Regions from separate parts of the Mus musculus genome. Here all the other regions are linked to region 1. Evidence: chromatin loops called from intact Hi-C (ENCODE). Cell type or tissue: gastrocnemius. All regions are shown on one strand.

What was found. Peaks named below come from ENCODE experiments on the same cell type or tissue, not always from the same donor. Only the 100,000 strongest peaks of a DNase experiment are listed, where the experiment ranks them.
Region 2: it touches region 1 in a loop (12-fold over the local background); 37 of 42 quality-filtered maps call a loop at or near these places.
Region 3: it touches region 1 in a loop (4-fold over the local background); 12 of 42 quality-filtered maps call a loop at or near these places.

Annotation. Positions count from the first base shown.
Region 1 is chr11:103,983,107-103,991,106 of GRCm38, reverse strand. Arf2 (ADP-ribosylation factor 2) reads right to left here. Exons shown (of 5, transcript NM_001304574.1): 5 at 5,757-7,519. The coding sequence ends at 7,358. Among named protein-coding and RNA genes, the nearest start is that of Arf2, 20 kb to the right of the region's middle. In gastrocnemius, no CTCF peak of the experiment used is centred here; DNase peaks (open chromatin) are centred at 811 and 3,498; H3K27ac peaks cover 1,681 bases.
Region 2 is chr11:104,167,927-104,175,926 of GRCm38, reverse strand. Crhr1 (corticotropin releasing hormone receptor 1) reads right to left here. Exons shown (of 13, transcript NM_007762.5): 5 at 6,765-6,871; 6 at 5,974-6,094; 7 at 5,652-5,805; 8 at 5,387-5,447; 9 at 2,944-3,016; 10 at 2,536-2,621; 11 at 2,197-2,332; 12 at 1,997-2,038; 13 at 404-1,539. The coding sequence ends at 1,399. Among named protein-coding and RNA genes, the nearest start is that of Gm35469, 13 kb to the right of the region's middle. In gastrocnemius, a CTCF peak has its summit at 4,223 (motif pointing right); a DNase peak (open chromatin) is centred at 4,239.
Region 3 is chr11:104,191,530-104,199,529 of GRCm38, reverse strand. No RefSeq gene overlaps it. Among named protein-coding and RNA genes, the nearest start is that of Sppl2c, 9.2 kb to the right of the region's middle. In gastrocnemius, a CTCF peak has its summit at 3,495 (motif pointing right); a DNase peak (open chromatin) is centred at 3,506.

The sequences.
Region 1 (8,000 bases):
AGCAGGTACAGTGCTGTGTCCACGTGCGTGATTCACTATGTCCGTGGTGGTCCTGATCCAAAAAGATACCCAGAGCTGGGGATATGACTCTCTTGGCAGAGAATCTGCTTGGCATTCCTGAGTCCTGGGTTCAAGTCCCAGCATCACATAGAACTGGGGCACTATGCCCTAGGCCTGTAACCTCAGCACTCAAAAACCAGAGACAGAAAGATCAGAAGTTCAATGCCATCCTCAGCCATGTGTTAATTAGAATCCATGGGCCACATGAAATTCTATTAAAAAAAAAAAAAATTCCTAGGCCCTTGGGAGACTGAGACAGACAGATCAGGAGTTGGAGAGCAGCCTGGACTACATAGTAACAATAGACAGTGAGTCTAAAGCCTACAAACACGAGCAAAGCATGTCTATTGCATTGGAAAGGGGAAAGGTTATGGTATGCGCAGTCAGAAGACAAAGGACAATATCAGAAAGGACGGGCTATGCTGGTGACTGAAGCGGCTGGGTGTTCAGTCTTGTTGGTTTTGTGAGGGCAGAGTCTTGTTTTGTAAAACAGGTCTCAAACTAAAGTCATGCGCTACCACACCACTGTGTGCTTACACTTTCCAAAGCCCCTTCGCAGGGGAGGGAAAATGAAGTTAGATTCCATTGGGATGGAGTCACAGTCCAGGCCAAGAAGGAACTGACCACCGCCGCCCTCTTAAGCCCTCCCCCGGGTGGGTGGAGCATCCTCTGAAGCCCTCCCCTGGGTGGGTTAGAAGGAACCGAGCATCCTCTGAAGCCCTCCCCCGGGTGGGTGGAGCATCCTCTGAAGCCCTCCCCTGGGTGGGTTAGAAGGAACCGAGCATCCTCTGAAGCCCTCCCCCGGGTGGGTGGAGCATCCTCTGAAGTCCTCTCCCGGGGTGGGTAGAGCTAGAAAATGCCTGGAACAATAGGGATTCGAGGGTGGATGGAGTGTGGCCTGCCTGGTTCTGCCCTGAAGCAGTTTAGTGGAAGGGTTTGTGCAGTGACCGGAAGGTGTGCTCCAAAGCCTGGAGAAAGTGTCATCAAGATGAAAGAAAGCGCAATACGGTGACACTTGATTGGATCCTAGTTTGGGGAGAAAGAAGCCATTATAAAAAACAGCAGGAGCCAAGCAGAAAGTGGATGACATTAGAAAATGACTGAGGATTTCCTTATGTATGACAGGGAACTTGCCATCTTCCATTCTTTGTCCCTCCCTTCCTCTGCCCCTCCCCCATGCAACCCAGGCTTGCCTTGAACTTGTACCCTTGCCTTGGAGCTCCTGCTTCGCCTGCCTGACACTCATCTTGTGTGCCTTTTTTTCCCCCTTTAAAGATGCATTTACTTTTATTTAGGCATCCTGGGTGGGAAAGCATACGTTGAGTGCAGGTGAATGTGAAGTCCAGAAGTGGGCCTCAGCTCCCCCGGAGCCGGAATTACAGACACTTGAGAGCCACCCGATATGGGCACGAGGGAACTGAACTCTGGTCTTGTAGGAAAACAGTTCGTGCTCTTCACGGTAGAGCCATCTCTCCAGCTCTTTAGCTGTCTGTTTCTGATGGAGACGCCCGTCACTTCCATCCCTGCTGATGTTCTCAGGGGCAACGGCTCACGATGGCTGAAATTTTTAAAGAGGTCAGCAAAAGAAAAGCAAAACTGGAGGTCTACAGAGGGAATGTGGCCAACTCGAGCAGCAGTCTTCGCTCACTTATTTGCTTAGACAAAGACTTCCTAAATACTTCAACTTCCATGCTTGAAACGTTTATAATTAAGAAAAAAAAAATTCAGTTGGGAAAACCAGGCAGTTGCTGGTTATCCCAGCACTGAGGAGGTGGAGGAAGTAGGAAGGTCAGAGGCAAACCTGGGTTATACACAGGCCAAGGTCTTGTCTCAAAGGGAAAATGGGAGAGAAAAGTGAGAGGAGGAGGAGGGTGTTGGTAAACGTGGACTTCCTGGGCATTGATCGTGGTACCGTAGCGCTTCGGACACCAGTCCATGTGACCTCACCCGTCTGCCAGAGGTCAGCAGAGCCCTTCAGCTGGTTCCTGTTCTGTATCTTATTATCAGGCCTGGATGCTTGAGGCTATCATTTTATTTGTTTAGCCACTACCAAGCCAATCTGAGCCCCCCAAAAGATTACACAGGGAGACAGTGAGCATTACTACACACTCCCCCCCCCCCCCCCCCCCGCCCAGTAACTCAGATGTCCTCAGTTCTCAGAAGTAGGTATTTTTAACCATGGTCACACAGCTGGCCTGTGATGGAACAAGAATTTAAATCCAGTGTCTTGGGTCTAGCATCCAATTACAGCTGGATATATATCTTAAATTCCCCTGTATTTTAGAATGTTGACAAGCCCCAGCAAGTAGAAAACGGGCATCTAGAACTCTCACACTGTGAAAAACACTCGGGATTTCTCCCTGGGGTGGAATGACTTGAGAGAAACAATGGCTGTCATTGAGCTCACTGGTGTGCTGCAAGGCAACAGGAGTTTTCTTGACTACGAACATAGGCTAGAATGATGGAGTTCGCCTGATTCGAGCACACCATCCCAGCTGGAGTGACTCGCTTTGAGAAGCCCTGGGTTCCCCAACACTAAGATTAGAGCAGAGGCCTGGCTGCACTCTCGCCTCACAACTGTGGCCAACTCAGAACAAATTCTTGTTTCACCACAGGCACCCTCATCCCTGTTGGGCTCGTGACTGGTCACTTCATACTTTACTGAGGTATAACTTCCACACCATACAACCCACTCGTTAAATGGACAACTGGATATTGTGTAAGTATTAACACAGCCACATTTTCTGAGTGTTTATGGTTTTCCATGTCCTTCTCGCCTCCCGGCTGGCCTGGGGACAGCTGCTTGGTCTTCCATGGAATCCAGAGCAGCGCTGTGTACCGTGTCTGGGGTTCCAGCAAGTCACGTTAACTCTGTCATTGCTTTACACTGTATGTCTATGTAAGTGAGCATGGGCATGCCATGGTACACATGCAAACCAGAGAACTTGCAGGTTTTTTTCTGTCCAGCACATAAGTGTTCTGGGAGGAGTGGCACTCAGGCTGCCTCACCTGCAAACACTCTTCCCAAGTCATCTCACTGGCCCTCCCTTTCTCCTCTCTCTCTCTCTCTCTCTCTCTCTCTCTCTCTCTCTCTCTCTCTCCCCTTTCCTCTTGCTATGCAGCCTAGGTGGCCTGGAACTCTCAGCGGTTCTCCACAGTGCAGGGGTCACTTTATCTTTTTATACTTGAGACGCCTTTGTAATGCAGAAGCCGTTCATGTGCCCCACTGGGGAAGAGGATTCTGACTTCATGGTTACCGCGCTTAATGTTCTCCGCTCTGATGCCTGCTTCACCCTTCTCTTCCAGGCACTCCAGTTTACTGGATCACTCCTAGTACCCAGGCCTTTCCACCTGCAAAGAGCTATAGATTCCCTCCCTTCTTGGAAAGCCCAGAGCTCATTCAGACAGAGCTGTTAGAGGAACTGGGGTGAAGCAGCAGCGCCACCTAGTGGTAATGGGTAAAAAACAAGCTTGCGCTGGCTGTACGTCTAACTGTGTCTCCAGGAAATCCTTTTAGACGGGGCATCCCATGCCACACACTAGAGAAGATGACAACGGTGTGAATGAGAAAAATGAGGGAAGTTCACAGTATGATGCTTCACCAAATCTCCAGAGACTTGGACAGTGAGCTAGAGGGTATGGGATGGAAGACTGGGAGCAGGCAGGCTTCCGGGGGCTAGGCGATGCTGGGCAGTGATTGCTGAAAGACCTTTTTTTAAAAAAAAAAAAAAAAAGGGGGGGGGGGCTGGTGAGATGGCTCAGCGGTTAAGAGCGCCAACTGCTCTTCCAAAGGTCCTGAGTTCAAGTCCCAGCAACCACATGGTGGCTCACAACCATCCGTATGAGATCTGATGCCCTCTTCTGGAGTGTCTGAAGACAGCTACAGTGTAATTACATATAATAAATAAATAAATATTTTTAAAAAATGTGTATGGGTACTTTGTTTGCAAGTATGTCTGTACCGTGTGTATACCTAGTGCCCTCAGAAACCAGAAATGGGTGCCAGGTCCCCTAAGACTGGAGTCAGAGACAGTTGTATGCTGGAAATCAAACTCAAGTCCTTTGGAAAAGCAACCAGTGCTCTAAAATGCTGAGCCATCTCTCCTGCCCTGACATCGTCTTTCCTATAAAAAAAAAGACTCTCAGGCTAGAGGGACCACTCAGTGGTTAATAGCACTGGCTACTCTTCGAGAGGAACCAGGTTCAATTCTCAGAACCCACATGGTAGCTAACAACTATCTGTAACTTCAGTTCCAGGAAATCCTCTGGCCTCTGAAGGTACTAGACATGTATGACCATGTACACACGAGCAGTAAATGGTCATACATGCAGTCAAAGCACCCAAAGTCATAAAACTTAAACAAGAAAAAGCTCTCAAAAACCACAGTATGGATGCCCACATCCATGAATGTACTAATCACTACTTAGAAGCCTCTCTCATAGCCTATCACCGGGGCTTCCACGTACTGCATGACAATGTCTACCTGATGCCTGCCAAGGAACCTAGGTCACTTTAGTCACATGAGAAACCTACTTTAAAATGGACCACATACTCTTCCTGTCCTAACACTGTGGAAATAGTCTCAATCACTGAGGCATGGTGTTTAACACGTCAATTATAAGCTCTGCACTATACTGGTAACTCTCAGGCCCAGCCATGCTTAGCATCCCATACTCTTGACATTCACAAAGGCCCGTGCCCCTGAGAAGCCTTGAGAGCATTTCTAGGACAGGGGAGTGAGGATCTGCTAGTATGTGGCAGAGCTCTGTGTTCTCTGTCCTAGCCTGAGCTCTTCCCTTCTGAATGGGAAACCACAGCCCTTTCATGCCTGGTGTCACATTGTAGTAGCAACCTTTCCCTTCCTACTGTGGTAAAGTCCATGGTCACCTGCATGTGACACAGCCTTGGTGCTTCTAGATCATTCAGTAGTCCCCCAGCCCCTATCCAGAGACAGAGCAGGTGAGTGCTTCCCAGATTGTGTGGGAAAGAAGAGGGGACAGGTGCCAAGGGACCCTGGGCTTCTTTTGGTGCTGATACAAATCATCTAAAATTGGTAGAGGCATACTCTGAATATGGCGACTCACTGAACTGTACAATAAGAATAAAAAACTAAAGGAAGCAGGTTGAGCCCCCACAGTCTGCTTTTTTCATGAGTATCTGGGCCAGTCTTGCCGCACAGAGCACACTTATAAAGACCAGAGCTCTAGGCAGCACCAGGGGAAAGGCAAGGCTAAAGCAACTCTCTGATGCTATTAGCGATGCTGGGCAGTGGGGGACATTAGTGCTGCTGTCCTTGGTTAGACACCATGACATCTGGGGGAAGAGCAGAGCAAGACACTCGAAGGCATAGAGCATTTACTTCTCACCTCTGAGGTCAGTGTTGGCCTCTCATGCTGACAGGCTCTGACACACCAAGGCTAACGGTGAGTGGCTGGAGAGCAGGGCAAGCTAGACTTGAAAATGGCTTCCCAGGACCAGGGCTCTGTTCGGAATCCTAGTGAAGTACCCTGACTTGCACTTTACTGACATCTCAGTTCTAAAGCCACTTGAGATGTCGTGTGAGGTGCCAGGAAGGAGGCGGTCAGGGGTCTGAGGGTGGGGCACTTCCTGGTGTGTCCTGGGTACACATCCTGAGGTTTTAGAAGAAAGTCAGAAATAAGGGGAAAGAGACTTGAGCCAGCTCAGACATCCAGGAGAACATGACCATGTCTACTTCCCAGTAAGTTCTTTATTGTCTAACCAATCACCACATGTTTACCGCAGCCCAGCACCAGGCCAGGCACACTAAGCATAATTACAAAGGGCAAGAGCTCCCAGCCAATGGGAGGTGTACAATTTCAACATTTCTCAGGAATTCATCTGTGATTAAAAATCACATCTGGACTTAGTCACCAGTATTGCAATGAACATTCTTTAAGATACTTTTTAAAGAAAAACATTACAGCCCACATTTACAATGGCATGGAATTTTTTCCTAGTATAACTTTGTTACCAATGAACAAGATTTATTTGAAGTTCAGCTTGTGTTCCCCCTCCTGTAGCAGCAGGGATCAATTTTTTTCTGAAAGGAGTTTTAAAACGTTAAGCAGTAAAAGGGCTTAGGTACAAATGTGGCCCAGAGCTGTGTGGCCAGAGGGCTTAGGGCTGAAGCCAGCTCCTCTCTGGGCCTTCCTATCACTACATCTGCAAGACAACACAGCACACACTTCCAAGCCACTCTTCAGATGCCGCTGCCATTGAGGAGGGAGCCTATGCCTCGAGAGCAGTCTAAGTGAAAGATGCTTCTCGGAGCACAGTTTAGCACCATCTCAGGGAGTATCGGGGCCACTGGGAACATCATCTCCTACATTAACCTCCCGACTTTCTCACAAACTCTCAGAACTCACGGTGCGCAGTTCTGGAAACAGATACTAACCAAATGCCTACAGTAGACTGGGACAACGGGACACAGTGACAACTCCACCCAGGACAACTGTCTGCTTCATGTGAACAACACTCAGCACAGAGCAGAGAAGTGGGAGCAGCAGCCTCAAGGGCCTGAGCCATGACGCCAGAACACAAGAGCTACCTCCCTTCACTTCCTCCAGCCAACCTTCACTCCACCGTGGACCATGAGGCTTAAGGGAAGAGTCCTGCCTCCTGCTGGGCCAGCAGCCCACAGAGTTTCCATTTGGCACGTTTGGAGCAGGCTGGAAACTTCTCTAGTGTTACAGTCTTGATACTCTAATGAAAAAGGTCACTGATTCCTTGGGCTAAAACCACCTAAATGAGTCAGTCTGAGCTAACAGAACTTTGGGGAAGTAGTCCCTCTGAACTTCCTCACACCCGTGGTAATAATGCATCTTTTCTTCTCGGGAGCTTTAAAGCACTACAAGTGAGCTGCTAGCTTTGGCACAATGGAAAGAATGACAGATCCTTCCTTTCCTTTTATAAAAGGACACTGACGTCCAACAGAATTCTGGGTGTATGGAGAGGCCAGACCCAGGTTGGCAACAACAGGACCTGTCTGGCTCCTGCTTTCTTCTTTTCCAGGCTAGAGATTCTCTGGCTATCACACCCAGGGAGGCCTCAGCAAAAATGACCATCAAAGCTAGTGAAATGGAAGGTAGCATTCAAAATGTAACACTGGTTTTCTTAAAATGGAATACTGGTTTTCGTATAGCGTGTATAAGGCACGGTGTGAGAAAGCTGCCCCCACTCCAGCCACACAGCCCCCTGGGCTCCTCACACGCTCACATGCACACGGGAAAGGCCAGCTGGCTTTGCCACAATGCATGGGGAATGGGTTGCTTCTGATCACTTCTGGTTTTTGAGCTGGTTGGAGAGCCAGTCCAGGCCTTCGTAAAGCCCATCTCCACTGGTCGCACAGGTAGCCTGAATGTACCAGTTTCTCTGGCGAAGGGAGTGTAAGCCAAGCTTGTCTGTGATCTCTGCTGCATTCATAGCATTAGGAAGATCCTTAAAGAAAACAAGCAAACAGTTTACCAACCTGTAGTCATGCAATGCAACAGGATCCTCCTCTAAAACATACCCCGGCCCTATTTCAGTGGCTCAGACCCAAAACCTTAGCTTTTTCTTTCTCAGACCACACAGCAGGAAATCCCAACAGTCCTACCATCAGAATTTACTCAGAATCTGACCACCTCTCACCATTCTCTCTGCCACCACACCCTAATCTGACCCCACCACAGTTCACTTGGATAATGGACATAACCTCCTCACTGGTCACCCTGATTCCGTGCTTGCCCCTAAGGCCTATTTTCAGATCACATCCTCCTACCAAAACCCCACCAAAGTGCCCCTTCCTCCAGAGAAGAGTCAAGGCTACCACTGCTGCCTGCCAGGCTTCCGGACCTCTTTTAACTGGTCAACTTCATCTTCTTTATTATAGCATCCCTATGTGTAGCCATTTGATAAAAGCTATTTACTCTGTGTGGTA
Region 2 (8,000 bases), 180 kb before region 1:
GTCTTGAGAGTGCCCCGGTCACCAAGTCTCCATGTGTGTATCTGGGAAGACTCCAGCACCATAGGCTGCTCAGCCTCCCTAACTGCTGCCTAGTTCTCCCCCACAGAACTGGGCCCCACTTCAGCCTGGTCTCACTGTCCATGCTAACCCTCTCTGCGTGGTAACCTGCACGGAAGCCCACGACTCTTCTCTCCAGGTCTCACCGCCTTGCCAAGAGCTATTACTTGACAAGCATCCATACCTTCACGTCTGGAGTTCATGTCTGGCCCTCAGGCTCAACCTGAATTGTATGAGATGTATCAAGCTTCCTGCCACACAGGAATTCTTGCCCCTACTGGCTACTTCTCAGAGGCCACCCTCTGGCTCACTCCCAGCCCCAGCAGAGTGAACGTCTTCACAAAGGTAGTTGAAAAGATAAATATTATTTATATCACCCCCACCTCAGTCCTGCTGCGGCTCCTCAGCTCTCCTACCCACTGAGGACTGGGCCATTCCAAGCCTGGGAGCAAGGGCTTAGTTAGTTAGTTGTCCCAGGAGCCACCTGTCGCTGGTCAGGGCACTTGAATAGATCCTTCCCCCAGCTTGTGACTGTGTTCAAGAGGCCAGCCACTGAAGCCAGTGGCCTGGGTACCCAGGGGCCACTCCTTCCTCATAGACTGGGCCCACTCTGGTTCCTGGCAACTCAAGTCCCCTTCCCGACCCCCATCTTCTCACAGGTTAGAAGATACCCAGAGGTGGGAGGATTTGGGGGCGAGGGGACCGTTGCTGTCAGTGGATAAGTGACAGAAAGCTGGCTTGGCCTGCAGAATAGTAAATGTCTAAAGGTGCAGGGCAGCAAAGCAGCAAGGCAGGGCTTTCCAGTGGCAGTGCCACAGTGCTGATGAAATCCTGGTGGCTCAGGAGTGACTTGTAGGGAGGTGGAGTGCCATCTGATGACGTTCCCAGATTTCTACCGCTATCTCCCGGTCTCCTGACTGGACCATGTTGGTCCTCGGTAGCATCCCAAGGCATCGCTAACACTCAGAGACTTTACAGTCTCAGAAGGGAGTTTTCCATGATGCCCCAGGGTAACAGTTGGCCTCCCCAACAGCTCCTGAAGACGACAGATCTTCAGTAAGCTGCTCTGGGAGAAGACAGCGCTCACAGGCCCATCAAACTGCTGCAGGGTTTCCAGCCCCCAATGCCCATTTCAACTTCCCAGGGAGAATGGGCAGCAGGGAGCTAGATGCCAAGGGCCCACCCCAGTGCTATGGGCTTTGTCCACGGCTGGGCAGGCTTACAGGTCTGCATCCCAGGGGCAGGGATGGGAAGGCTGCCTGCCTCTGCAGACAGGCTCGCTAGTGAGCTTGCATCATTTCCCCAGCCTCGGGTCTTGGGGGCTGCTCTGTGGCCTGAGGTTCACACTGCTGTGGACTGCTTGATGCTGTGGAAGCTGACTCTGGTGGGGGAGGTGGGGATGGACATGGCGCGGGCCACTCGGGCTCTGATGGAGTGCTTGTCCTGCCATCGCCGCCACCTCTTCCGGATGGCAGAGCGGACCTGTGGGCACAAGGTAATGCATCAGAGCTCCGGCTCAGGACACCCCTCTCATCCTCTAGGTTGCTACAGGCACCTACCAGGTGTGGTGACAGGCTCTATAGTAGGTGGTGACATTCACATAATTACTTCTATTGGTTTGCTGTTTGTCGAGTCAGTTTTCCCAAATGAGGAAGGCACACCTTTTCCCCCCCCAGTCTAATTTTGCCTTTGCCATACAGAGTCCCAACCCCTGTCTGACTCTCCCTGAGGCAGAGACCTTATCTTCTAGCCACCCCCATGCCATGCTTAAAGATACACAGGTACAGATCAGCAAGAACAGGGACGCTCTCAAGGTTCCCTGAGACATATCATGGGAACCTGGGAAGAGGGAGGAAAGCCAGCCCACGGCAGAAGAGATATGATGGAGACAGTCCTTAGTCTCGGTATTTTGAGCCCAGCCCTGGCCTTAGGTCCTTACCTCACTGTTCAGAAAACAATAGAACACAGACACGAAGAAGCCCTGAAAGGAAGAAAGAAGTCAGAGGTAAGTGGGGTCCAACCAGCCCAGATTGCTCAGCCCTGCCTCCCCCAGTCCCCCAGGACTCTGCCAGAGCAATCCCCACCCATGAGTGCAAATCTGGCCCCCAGGCTGGAGAAGCTCTGGAGGGATGGAGGTACCTGAAAGGACTCCAGGAAAGAGTTGAAGTAGATGAAGACAACCCTGGAGACCTCGTCCTCCCCAGGGTTGACGAAGAACAACATGTAGGTGATGCCCAGGAGGGGCAAGAGCACCAGAGTGGCCTTCACAGCCTTCCTAGGGTGGAACAGAGGCTGGAGTCACAGGCTACCTGGGAGGGATGGGGCTGCTAGCTTGAGGGGAGAGTGACGGGTTTGGGAGACCGTCTTAGGCACTGGGCAAGGTGGAGCTGCAGTTTCTGGGTTGACTGGCTGGCTTGGAAGAGATCTGGTTCAAAGGAGCCACTGGAATCTCTGAAGCATCCCCGGGGAGCCAGGTACCTGTACTGAATAGTCTCAGATGTGGTGGATGCTCGGAGTTTGGTCATGAGGATGCGGACAATGTTGAAGAGAAAGATAAAGTTGATCTGCAATTGGAGCACACCAGAAGGAGTGAGGATGGGTGGCAGGGGCTGGGGTGGGTAGCAGGGACAAATGCAGGAAATGGAGGTGGGTGGGGTGGATGGGACCGGCTTTCCTCGGCTCTCTCAGCTCTGCTCTTGGTATTTCTGCTGCACTCGCTCATACAAACACACACACACACACACACACACACACACACACACACACACACACACACAGGCACGCACGTACTCCCTCTTCCTCCCTCCTTCTCTCAATACTGTCCATGGTAGACAGACTGTCCCACCCCATGGTGGCCTGTCTCCTGCTACCTCCTGAGGCTCTTACCAGCAGGACCAGGATCATGGGGCCCTGGTAGATGTAGTCAGTATATACTCCAGGACGTTTGCCAAACCAGCACCTAGAAGACCACAGAGGAAAGGGAAGAGAGGGATTAGTCCTTTCAGTGGTGTAGTGCTTGAACATAGGGCAGGGTCATTGACAGTGGTCAGGAAAGGGCACCCCAATTTCCAAGAAAGCCAGTCCAACTGACTCTCCTTCAATGCCTCAGTGAACCCGTCTGCAAAGTGGGTGGTACCCTCTGATGTAGGATGCGAAGCTGGAGCAAACTCTGTGGAGGGAGGGGCCATGAAGGCCCCTGATTGTGACAGCCACCATCCTCATCTACGCAGTTGTGGCTGCTTGTAAGGACCCCTCAAGATGGGACTGATTGTTGATATTCCTCCCACAGAAAGGAGAAGTAGAGTGGGAGGGTTAGTGGGCCCTTGCCTGAGATTCCAGCCATGTCTGCCTACACCTCTAGGTGCCCACTGCACATAGCTTCATGGTCTTAGGAGATGCTCGAGTTTGTAGAGTTAACTGGAGGTTAACTCTATGGAGGTTAAGTGCATTCATATCATAGGGAAGTCTTTATCCATGCTGTGGGGAGACTTTCTAGTGGTGCGGCTACTTTGAGGTCACCTATGCGCCTGTAAATAGCTCCTTACCCTGGCCCTGTAAACATCCCCTGAAGTTCATTGTTTCCTCAGCTGGACTTAGGTGAATTGCACCTGAGTTTGTGGTTGGGTCCCTGGCAGGCAGGGGTAGCTTGCTTGTTTGCGTTTCCCAGGGAAAGAATTCTCCAAACAGCAATCCAGAAACAGCCTGAAGCCTGACACTGCAACTGCATTCTCTGGTGTCCACCAAGAGACTCTGGCAGTGGCCATGGCTGAGCGATGCTCACTGCCCTGTCACACAGCAGTTTCTGCGGGACTCTGGGAGTGCAGCCCATGCAGGGAAAGGTTTCACAGCTAGCACCTATTGCAAGATGTCAGCCTGTTCTGCATTCTCCTGAACTGCCCTTTACTCGGCAAGCTCCTGGGAGTAGGCAGGGACAGGGCGAATCGGAAGTCCCGTGTCCTTATGGGCATATGGGATTGCAATGGATGCTGTAAACCAGAATGTGAAGTTAGCATATGTGACCCCCTGGCTGAAACGTCAAGTTTTTTTTGTTTTTGTTTTTGTTTTCTTAACACCACTCAGGTCATATGCCACTGTTTGTGGACTCCAGACTGGGACCCCGGGGCCTCGCTGCTCATCTTCCCCCACTTCTGCTGCAGTGTCAGCATTTGTCCACCAGATGGAGCTTCAGAGCTGCTCACACCTAACCTTACAGCATCCTTCCTGCTCCAGGGTGGGAGCAGGCTCCTTTCTGGGTTTTCCTTCGCTGCCTGTCTCTTGCCTTCTTCCGCCTCTCCCTCCTTCCCAGTCTCTTCTATTCAAAATTTCATATCCTACAAAGCACAGGCATCCCCATCCAGGCATTCCCAAGAAGATACCACCCCCACCCCGCGCCCACACCCTTCCCCGGGATACCGCACCCACTGTCAGTGAACTGGCTCCCTGCAGCCTGCCGCCTACCCTGCTTTGGCACAAACACCCCAGCCTGAGGCAGAAGGAACAACGTTCACAAATATGGATGATACTCCCCCGGGCTTCTTGTGCAGCCCAGTGAGGGGAAAGGAGCGTCTGTCAGTGTGAACCCCCAGTCAGCTAGCTGGGAGCTGGGGATGCTTAAGTGTGACCCAGCTCCTCCCACCTTCTCAGTCTTTCTGCGAAGTTCTCAATCTTGGCTTTACACAGTAACCACCCTGTTACCCAGGCCACACCTCAGTCTGGTAGCATGGAGCCCTGAGGTATAGAACTTTCTAGAGCTTCCCATATGATCCTTGTGAGGGATAGCCAGAAAGTCCCCCATGTGCAAGGCTTCAGGTTGTGCTGGAAAAGGCTTTGAAACCACTTGAACCAGGTTTTTTTTTTTTTTTTTTTTTTTGTAAAGCATACCTTGATGTTAATAAACATTTATGCAGCACTTACTGGGTGGCAGATGCTATTCTTCGTGCTTAGTAGGCACTGATGCCCTTCATCCCCACTACAGCCTTGAGGTGGCAAATAAAATGAAGATGCCCATTTCATGGATGAGGAAACTGAGGCCTGCTGTGACAATGAGCTCCAAGGTCACACATAGCTACTTGGTGATGGCAACAATTCAGAACCTGGGCTGTGTGACTTTGGGTATTGCTCTCCTTAAAACTCCAGACAGATAACAGGCTAGGTCCTTGGCTGTCTAGTGCCACCTCCCCGGCAGAGCACTGGAAAGGATCCTAGAATTGAGGCCAGTGCTCTGTGCCTTTGTTGAGGAAGAAGCCACTGTCTTTATAGGAGAGACAATGGCCGAAGTTCCCTAAGGCGTGTACGTAGAGCTAGGCTCTGACCTTGCAGAGTGACTTACTTTTCATTGTCGTAGTAAAGTTTCCCAATGGCCCAAGCCACAATGATGGGGAAAGGCACACCTGAGGGAGAGAGCGACTGTCACTGGAGGACCCCAGGGCAGTCAGGGGCCGACGGTAGAGCAAGGATTCATGGGAGCTGAGCTCTGATGCTTCATGGCAACCCCACTACTCTCATCCCTAAGAAGGGTGCACACCCCACCCTCTTGACCCCGCTGGCCCACATCCTCAGTGAGGAGAGGCGGGGACAGGGCCGGCCCAGCTCACCCCAGCCGATGCAGACGAACATCCACTTGCGCAGACGGTCGGTGGAGTACGTGAGTACGATGGCTGTGTGCAGGTAGCAGCCCTCACCGAACATCCAGAAGAAGTTGGTTACGTGGAAGTAGTTGTAGGCGGCTGTCACCAGCCTGCACCAGGCCTGCCCCGACCAGAGATGCCATGAGCGTGGGGGTGTCCAGAGACCCTTAGTGTCCAACCTCGGGCTCCTCGGGGTCCTGTTCCTGTTCTGTGGATACCCAGGCCCGACCCTCCTACACGGTAGCCCTAATCTAGCTCGGCCTCTTCTGCTTCCCTAGCTGGGACGTACCACGTTGCTCTGGTGGACCTCGGGGCTCACGGTGAGCTGGACCACAAACCACGTGGCGTTGCGCAGGATGAAAGCCGAGATGAGGTTCCAGTGGATGATGTTCCTCAGGCACCGGATGCTCCTGGGGCAGCGGGAGAGGGCAGGTGGCCATAGCAACAGGAGGAGAGAGAGCACGAGGGCGGGGTGTGAGCACTGAGCATCGCTCCAGCCCAGGTGCAAGAATGGAGGGATTGAAGCTTGAGTGAGTGGGGCCGACGGGTTAGCCTGAACTCCACTGGTCCCTTCCTATCTGGGACCACCAAGACATCCGCTCCTGGAAGAGCCTGGTGTGGTCAGGGAGTCCCCCTCATTCCCCACACCCCAGGATTGAATGCTTACAAACAGGAGGAACCTCCAACAGTCAACCCTGTCTTGACTTTCAGTTTCCAGTGCTACCCACTCAAAACTTTTTCCTATCACATTTGACCTTGTGACAGGGATGACCCTCAATGAAACCCTCACCTCCAGGGGTCCCCCTGCCTTATGACCAGCTTTAGGTATTGGTAACACAGGTGAGCCTGGGCTTTGTTTCTCCCTACCCTACGTCTCCCAGAGGCTGCTGGGAGAAAGGACAGGCATGGCTCTGCCGAGGTCCTAAGAGACCTGAGCTTCACATAGTGATACTCTTCTATTCAAATGAGAGGCCGGTTACCTCCTGGTCAGCGCCCCCATCCCATAGCTATGCCTGGATCTTACCCACCTCCCCGAGTACGCTCAAGGGCCCAGGGGTGGCAGTGCCCGTGTCTTCTCACCTGAGCCGCAGGAAGAGGACAAAGGCCACCAGGAGGGCCACCAGGGAGATGCAGTGGCCCAGGTAGTTGATGATGACGGCAATGTGGTAGTGCACTTTGCTCTTCTTCTGAGGCAGAAGAGAGGGCAGAGGTGAGCCTCCTGCACAGCCGCACCTCTGTACCCATTGAACTAAAGAGCTCTGAGAGGACAGCACCAGGGAGGGGGGCTGCAGGAGAGTGGGCAACAGTAACAGGGTTTGCCCCGCTCCAGAGTGGCTCTGTGAGCCACGCACTACCTTGGAGTAACAGCATCCACTTGGGCCAGTCTCTGAATCCGGTCTGTCTTGTGTTATAGACAGATATGAACTGAAGCTGTGTCTATGTCATACGGTGCTCCCGTGTCACATTAACACTGTACACACCCACACATGTACCCTAGTGCCCACAGATACCCGTGTCTCGTTCTGTCCTGACACCACAGGCTCCGGTGGGTGCAGAGACCCCAGCCTTCCAGGATTGCATTTCTCACTCCTGAAGGTTCCCATCTTCCTGGTCACACCCGAGTCCGGCTGAGTGAGAACCTGGGTTTGGATTCCTGACATCCTTGTGAACTCTGGGTGTGGCTGAGGGGGATCTGTAACCTCAACACAGAGCATCAGATATAGGTGGATCCCTGGATCCCTGGCCTGTCAGCCCAGCGACACTGTCAGCTCTAGGGATTAGTGAAGAGATCCCGGTCTTAACAAACGAGGTGGAAAACCATTAAAGAAAACACCCTACATCCACCTCTGACCTCCACAGGCACACACAGATGTGTGTTGTCCACGTGCATATATGAACACATGCATGTACCACACACATACCCCTGAAAGAAGAAAACACCAATTCCTCATTCTCAAAACATTTCCCTCATCCCAGGCCCAGGGGCTGCCCCAAGTGAACAGTGCCCCCCCCCCCCCCGTTTCTTCCCTCCGCCCTGCCTTCTCCGTATGCTAACCCTCCTCTTTCTGAATTGAACTCAGGGTCTTGAACAGGCTAGGCAAGTGCTCTGCCTACTGTGAACTACATCCTCAGCCATTCCTAATGAAAAGCATTTTAATTACATTTATTTATTCAATGTGTATATATGTAGGAGCATGAGTATAGATAGCCATGTGTGTCAAGGCGCATGTATGAAGGTTAGGGACAACTCGCACAAGCCAGGTCTCTCCGTCCACCAGGCGATCCTTGGGATTAAACTCAGTTTGTTGCACTCGG
Region 3 (8,000 bases), 210 kb before region 1:
TGGCAGTTACCTCTAGGATAAGATGCAGGGATGTGGAGTCAGGGCCAACACTCCCATGGGCCAAAGGCAAAGCAAGACGGTCACCTGGCTCAGTGAAGGCAGAGAAGGAAGTGGAGGCAGACTGAAGCCACAGCATAGGATGGTGAAGGCTTTCATAGACCTATTCCCACAAGCCCAGTCCAGATGTTGATCCTGGCTTTGTGAGATCTCTGTCTATCATCTTGGCTATTTTGCTTGAGTTCCTCTGATGAAATTCCTACTTATTGAAGACAAAGGGTTCTTTTTTATTTTTATACTTTTTATTAGGTATTTTCCTCATTTACATTTCCAATGCTATCCCAAAAGTCCCCCATACCCTCCCACCCACTCCCCTACTCACCCACTCCCACATTTTGGCCCTGGCATTTCCCTGTACTGGGGCATATAAAGTTTGCAAGTCCAATGGGCCTCTCTTTGCAGTGATGGCCGACTAGGCCATCTTTTGATACATATGCAGCTAGAGTCAAGAGCTCCGGGGTACTGGTTAGTTCATATTGTTGTTCCACCTATAGGGTTGCAAATCCCTTTAGCTCCTTGGGTAATTTCTCTAGCTCCTCCTTTGGGGGCCCTGTGATCCATCCAATAGCTGACTGTGAGCATCCACTTATGTGTTTGCTAGGCCCCGACAAAGGGTTCTTTATTCTTTCTTTTTGATATTATTATTATTATCATCATTATTATTTATGATGTATAAGGAGGCACATGAACCAATGAGAACATGTGGAAATCAAGCTCACCTCATCAGATTTGCACAAACTGAGACACAGAGTCATTTCACTGGCCTGACCTTTTTTTTTTTTTAAAGAAAGATTCTTGCTATATAGCTCAGGTTAACCTTAAACTGGATACCCTCCTGCCTTTACCTTCCAAGTGCTGGGACTACTGATTTGTGACTCCATGGCCAGCCTCCAGAGGGTCAGAACGCAGTTGTACAGCCATATATGGTGGCACACACCTGCTAATTCTGGCTCCTAGGGAAACTGAATTCTGAAGGATGATTTGAGCCCAGATGTTGGAGGCCAGATCGGGGAGCAGTCTTGCATCTTTAAAAAAAACAGGAGCACGGGTGGGGGATCGGGATGGAGATGTGGCTCAGTTGGTAGAGTGCTTGTGTGCACAAAGTCCTGAGTTCAAGCATAGCCAAGCCAGGTGGCGCACACCTATAACCCCAGAACCCTGGGCAGGAGCAGGGGATCAAAAGCTCAAAGTCATCTTTGGTTGTCTACATAGAGAATTTGAGGCTAGGCTGGGCTATCAGACCCTAGAGAGAAAAGGAGGGTGAAGAAAGGAGGGGGGATGAAATGAGGCGAGAAAGAGAAGAAGAGAGAGAGGAGAGATATTTGTGCTCCCACCCTTCTACTTTGGTTAGACCCTCTCAGTCGGGAACCCGTCGGAAGTTTCTCTCCAGGACCTTGGACAGTACCCAGCGCTGGCCGACTGGCGGGACCACAGTTCAACTAAGATTCAGTGTGGGAACCCGACAAAGTTCTGGGTCAGTGGAGAGCAGTGTGTGTGTGTCAGGAGGGTAAACACGTAAGACCCACATAAGAATCACGTAGGTGCTCAGGGGCTCCTGGGAGGTAGCTTTGGCCAGGGCAAGAGACTGATCCTGGAGGCTTTAAAGCCCAGGCTGAGGGGTGAGGATTTGGGCAGGCACTGAAGAGATGTGACAGACATTAGCTGTATTATTTTCTTTAACAAGGATTCTAATGGTGGAGGAAATGGGAGGCACCTAAAAATAGGCTTTACTTTGTTGTTTCGAGACAGTTTCTCACCCTGTAGTCCTGACTGGCCTGGAACTTGCTATGTAGATCAGGCTGGCCTTGAACTCACAGAGATCTGCCTGCCTCTGCCCATCTGAGTGCTGGGGTTAAGGGTGTGTGCCAGCGCGCCTAGCTGGGCTTTGCATTTTAAAAAGTTGAACACATAATTGCATGTGCTTGTGAGGTCTGCATGACGTCTAGGTACATGCATATGATGTGCATATGATCAATTTGGAGTGATTAGCGGCATGTTTATCAGTTCAAACAGTTATCATTTCACTGTGATGAGGACATTTAAAGATTCTTCTTGGTATTTGGAAATATGCAATCTATTAGTAATGTAATTACCCTCCGTGCCAGAGAATACCATTTGTAACTTGGTACCCATAGTCCCGCCTCTCTTCAGGGCCCCTCTCTCCTTCCATCTTTAACAATGGAAAGGATGTGATAGAGCCCAGAGAGTTTCCCAGGGTAGGGCTCGCAGGAGACAGTAACTGACTACATACTCTAAGCTATGGGATGAGAAACGTTCCCTTAGCATACCAGAGTATGGAAATTAAAGTCCAGCCTCACAGGAGCTTCAAGAGACGGAGACAGCTTTCCCTCACGCCAGGTTAGCAGAGCTGCTGCTGGGAGTGGTTTCCATCTCTTCTAGGATTTAGCTCACAAAGAGAATCCGAACACACCACGTGAAAAGTAGTCTAGTTAAAGTGTGTCGTGAGCTTTAAAGATGTTTGCATCTCCAGTTCTCTGGAAATGAAACCACCAGATCCATCTTACAAAAATCGTCTGGTGCTGTAGTTTACAGTAACCTGATTTGCAAAATATTTGAACAAACATTTCTTCAAAGAAGATTTGCAAGCAGCTACAGAGTACAGATAAGATGCTTAGAGGCACTGTCCCGAGACAGAGGAAAATCAACACTGTAACGGACAGCACCTTGCACCATAGTTTGCTGGGCGACTTTGGGCAAGCTGCTTTCTCTCTGTCCACAGCTCTGGAGAGTTCTGGAAGACCTCTGCAAACACCATGATTTAGAAACCCTCCTCTAGTCAAGTCTTGTGGGTGGGGTCCTCCTAGGAGGGGCCAGGAGTGAGTCTTGGGTTTTTTAGGAAACATCACATCAGGAAACATTCCAGATGAGGGAAAGAGTTCCTGGACCAGAGGTACAAAGATATAGCATGCACTTGAAAATACTGCACGGGGTCTCTCACTTGGAATCCTGGCACTCCAGAGGCTGAAACAGGAGGATGCCCCATTCGAGGCCAGTCTGAACTACATAGTGGCATCCTGTCTCAATAGCAACATTGGTAGGAGGTTTGTTTAGGATCAAAATTAAGTATCACAACATACTAGTCCTGTGAGTTTGGAGATACGCACAGTAGGGCAGGTGCTGGAGGTGCACACACTAGGGCAGGTGCTGGTGCTGGTCCTGTGGAGATGCCTCCCTCTTAAGAACACCAGTTCACTGTGGTCTGTGAGACCCATATGGAGGATCTTTAGGTGTTTCAGATCTTGAGGCCATGGTGTAGTTACTTCGTCTCAGAACCAGAATGCTTTTCCAAGGGCATTTTCACTTCCTCACAAATCAGATCCTAAAGGGTCAATGCTGGACCACTGCAGACACCAACTCTCTATCTCTACCCAATGGAATTATTCTAAAACCTGCCTGCAGTTATCACATTGACCAGAAGGTGGCAGCACAGGAACACGCAAGCATCAGCTGTGACCGATTAAAAAGCAGCAATGGTCTAATTGTTCTGGTAACCTACCACAACGCCTCCTTCTGGTAGCAGCATACACTGTCTATAAACTGCCTCCCGGGAATACGGATACCAGGCATGCTCGGTACTGTCTGGGAAACCTGCTAACCTGGATGGTGTGTGACGCACCACCTGTCATTCTCAGTTGTCAAAAGCATATACGAGTGTGTGTCTGTGCTCCTCATCTAACGCAAAGCACAGGTAGGCATCACCAGTCCAGTTTACTGATGGGAAAGCGGGCTCAAAGGGAAGATCCCATTCATCCAAAGCCTCATGTTAATAAACGTAGTGCTGGGCTTTACCATCAGTTCCGGGAGACTTGGGTGCAGCTATGTTCTCCCTCACTGGGGAGGTGCCGGAGGTGTCACATCTCAAGCAGGCAACACCTTCTCACTAAGCACGCAGGGCTGGTGGTGTCCATATCTACCGAGGGGAATGACGTAAGGAGGCTATGGGCCCAGACTTTTCCTGGAGTGGGGAGAGGAGGCAAATGTTTTCAAAGGAGGCTGAGGACGAGAGTTGGTTCCACATGTGGGACTGGGAGAGGTTGGTGCCCCGATTCGAGCCCCTTTCCTGCAATGTGAGCATGGGTGGGCCCTGACATTTTCTGGGCTCTCCTCAGGTGAACAAGAACATCCCGCAGGCTGGGCAGTGATGGTGCACACCTTTAATCCCAGCACTTGGGAGGCAGAGGCAGGTGGATTTCTGGAGGCCAACCTGGTCTACAGAGTGAGTTCCAGGACAGCCAGGCTACACAGAGAAACCCTGTCTTGAAAAAAACAAACAAACAAAAAGATAATAATAATAATAATAATAATAATAATAATAGTAATAATAATAGTAATAATAATAAAAAAGCATCCCACAGGTCCTTGCTGCCTCTCTTCCAGGGAATCTAGACTTCTAACACCAAACTCATTAAAAGGAATGAGTCCAAGACCTATGGAGTGCTTACTGCTTACTGGGATTAAATGAGGCTCCTGGGAGATGTGAATCCAGCCCTATCATGGAGACAGGCTCTTGCCCTGGCTCCTCCTTCAGGTTTACAAGCTGACTCTCCTAGAAGCAGAGGTCAGATGGGTCCAGGAGCCCACATGCAAGGAAGTGGGGACAGGCTGCAGCTGGGGAATCCATCAGACATGACCCAGGCCTGAACCAAGCAAGAGTTTGAGTAAAGGAGTTAGAGGAGGCCCCACAACGTGGCTAAGCCCTGGTGTTAGTGTGGTCATTAGCTTGTTCTCCATGTGCCAGGCACGTGGGTGTCTGCTCTGACATTCTTGGAGCCCCCACCTGTTCATGAGCTAGGGATGGCCTAGTGATGAAGGATCAGCTCTGAGGGGAACAGGTTAGAGCTTATGTGTATGTGTGTATGTGGTAAAGTGTGGTATGGGTGTGTGTGTATGGCAAAGTGCGTACCAAGGGATGTGTGCTGGGTACAGGTTTGTGTGTGTGTATGTGTGTGTCTGTCCATGCATGTATAGTGTAGTATACATGTATGCTTGTGTATATATTTGAAAAATCACATAGTACAATAGTCATGTTTGATTGTGTGCCCTTGTGTGTGTGTGTGTGTGTGTGTGTGTGTGTGTGTGTACATGATCAGTAGCCTGTGTCTTTGTTTTTCCAGTAGCCAGTGGAAGCTGCCAGCTCTAGGATGCTCTGGAACGGTGTGTCTCAGTCCAGCTACTTAGGCCAGTGGGTAGGCAGTAGACTTGCAAAGTGAGGCAGACCAGGCACATAGAAGAAGGCCTCTGGGTAGAAGCAGAGCCTCTCAAGAGTAGCAACTGGAACCCTGAGATTTCTGACTGTGCCAAGCATGGCTCAGCTCATTCCCACCACTACCCAGCATGATGGTTTAACACTTAACACAGACCCCAGGCCCTGTAGTGTTATTTTGTCCACAAAGTCCCAGCTAGCAAGAGGGAACATTTATCTACTCCACAAGTGACTGACAACTGACTTCTTGAGCATCTTGATGTCATGATATTCTAGGAGTGATGGTTTTCAACCTGTGAGTCACGACCCCTTTGGGGGTCAGACAACCTGTTCACAGGGGTTGCAAATCACATATCCCACCTATCAGGTATTTACATTACGATTCACCATAGCAGCAAGATTACAGTTAAGAAGTAGCAACAAAATAATTGTATGGCTGGGGTTCGTCTTACGTTTCTATTTGTCTTGGAGTTTCTATCGCTGTGACAAAACACCATGACCAAAAAGCAAGTTGGGGAGGAAAGGGTTTATTCAGCTTACATTTCTACATTGCTGTTCATCACCAAGGAAAGTCAGGACAAAACAGAATGCAAACAGGACAGGAACCGGAAGCAGAAGCTGATGCAGAGGCCATGGAGGGGTGCTGCTTGCTGGCTTGTTCCACATGGCTTTCTTATAGAACCCAGGACCACCAGCCCAGGGGTGACAAGTCTCACAATAGGCTGGGCCCTCCTCCTTCCCAACTGGCCACTAGTTGAGAAAATGCCTTACAGTCTCTCATGGGGGCATTTCCTCAACAAGAGCTCCTCCCTCTCTGATGACTTGTGTCAAGTTGACACAGGACTAGCCAGTATAACTGATCCCTGGTTAACCTGACACACTAACACATTGCTTTGTTTTTAAAAATTATTTATTTTTAGTTTTGTGTTTTGCCTGCATATGTGTCTGTGTTGAGGGTGTTGGATCTTCTGGAACTGGAGATACAGCCTTGTGGGTGCTGGGAATCGAACTCGAGTCCTCTGGAGGAACATCCATTGCGCTTAACCACTGATCCATGTCTACAGCCCAATATATCACTTTCAGGCCACAACCTTTCTTTTCTTATTCACCCTAAGATCTCACATTAAAAATATACATTACTTTAAAAGCCCCACAGTCTTCACAAATTTAACCATATTACAATTTCAGTCCCTTTAAAATAGCTAATTTCTTTTAAAATACAAAGTCTTTTAAAATTTAAAGTTTCTCAATTATGGGTGCCAGTAAAATAAAAAAATAAATAAACCAAATGTTTTACCCCAAGAGGGAAAAATTAGGGCACACTCACAATCAAATCAAAGCAAAATCAAACACCAACTGTCCAATGTCTGGGATCCACTCCCTATCTTCTGGGCTCCTCCAAAGGGCTTGAGTCATTTCTCCAGCTCTGCCCTCTGCAGCACACACATCTTGTCTTCTAGGCTCTGGCTGGATCCACTCCACTGCTGCTGCTGTTCTTGGTGATCATCCCATTATACTGACATCTCCAAAACCCCAGGGTCTTCTGCTGCAACTGGGCTGTACCTTCACCAATAGCCTGTCACAGACTCTCTTCATGGTACCAATTCTCAACGCTGCATGACCCCTTCAGTCCCCTTCAAATAACACTGAGGCTGTACCTTCACCAGTGGCCTCTTCTGGTCTCTCACAGTGCCAGGCCTCAGCTGTTCTCCATGTTCATCATGCCTTCAAAACCAGTCTTGGGTGACTCTTACACTACCAACTTTGGCTGCTAGCACGAGTTACAACGTTGGCCAATTCTTAAACACAGATGTTCTGTACTCTCTGAAAACACTTCCCAGAAGATTTCACGCCAACGATGCTGGTCTCTTCTCAGTCACTACTAATTTCTTAGCTCCAGCTCACCAGCATCAATTGTCCCAGTAGTGCAAAGGTTCAACTTCAGTGGTGGTGTTGTCTTGTTAATTCTGGCTGTCTCTTCATCCACAGCTGACCAGAACAACAGAATCTTAATTCAAAACAGCAAATAGCCATGATAGTCTTTAAATTTTCTTCTAAACCTTTACAAGCCAGGCCTCCATCTCCTGCACTGCTCTCAACATTCTTGTCTTCCAAGCTCCTAAAAAAATCATCTCACCGAGCTCTTAACGCTCAATGGCTTTTCTAGCCCAAAGTTCCAAAGTCCTTCCACAATTCCCCCCAAACCATGGTCGGATCAGGTCTGTCACAGAAATATCCCATTCCTGGTACCAATTTCTGTCTTAGTTTTATTGCTGTGATGAAACACCATGACCAAAAAGCCAGCTGGTTTTCAGCTTACACTTCCACATTGCTGCTCATCACCAAAGGAAGTCAGGACAAAACAGAACTCAAACAGGGCAGGGACCTAGATGCAGGAGCTGATGCAGTGGCTATGGAGGGGTGCTGCTTACTAGCTTGCTCTGCATGGCTTGCTCAGCCTGCTTTCTTATAGAACCCAGGACCACCAAGCCCAGGGATAGATGTCCCACAATGGGCTGGACTTGTCCCCATTGATCACTAATTGAGAAAATGGAAAATGCCTTATAGTTGGATCTCACGGAGGCATTTCTGAAGCTTCTTTCTCTCTGATGGCTCTAGCTTGTGTCAAGTTAACACAAAACCAGCCAGTACAGGGTCATCACAATATGAAGAACTGTATTCTTCCAGGGTCGAAGTATTAGGAAGGTAGAGAACCACT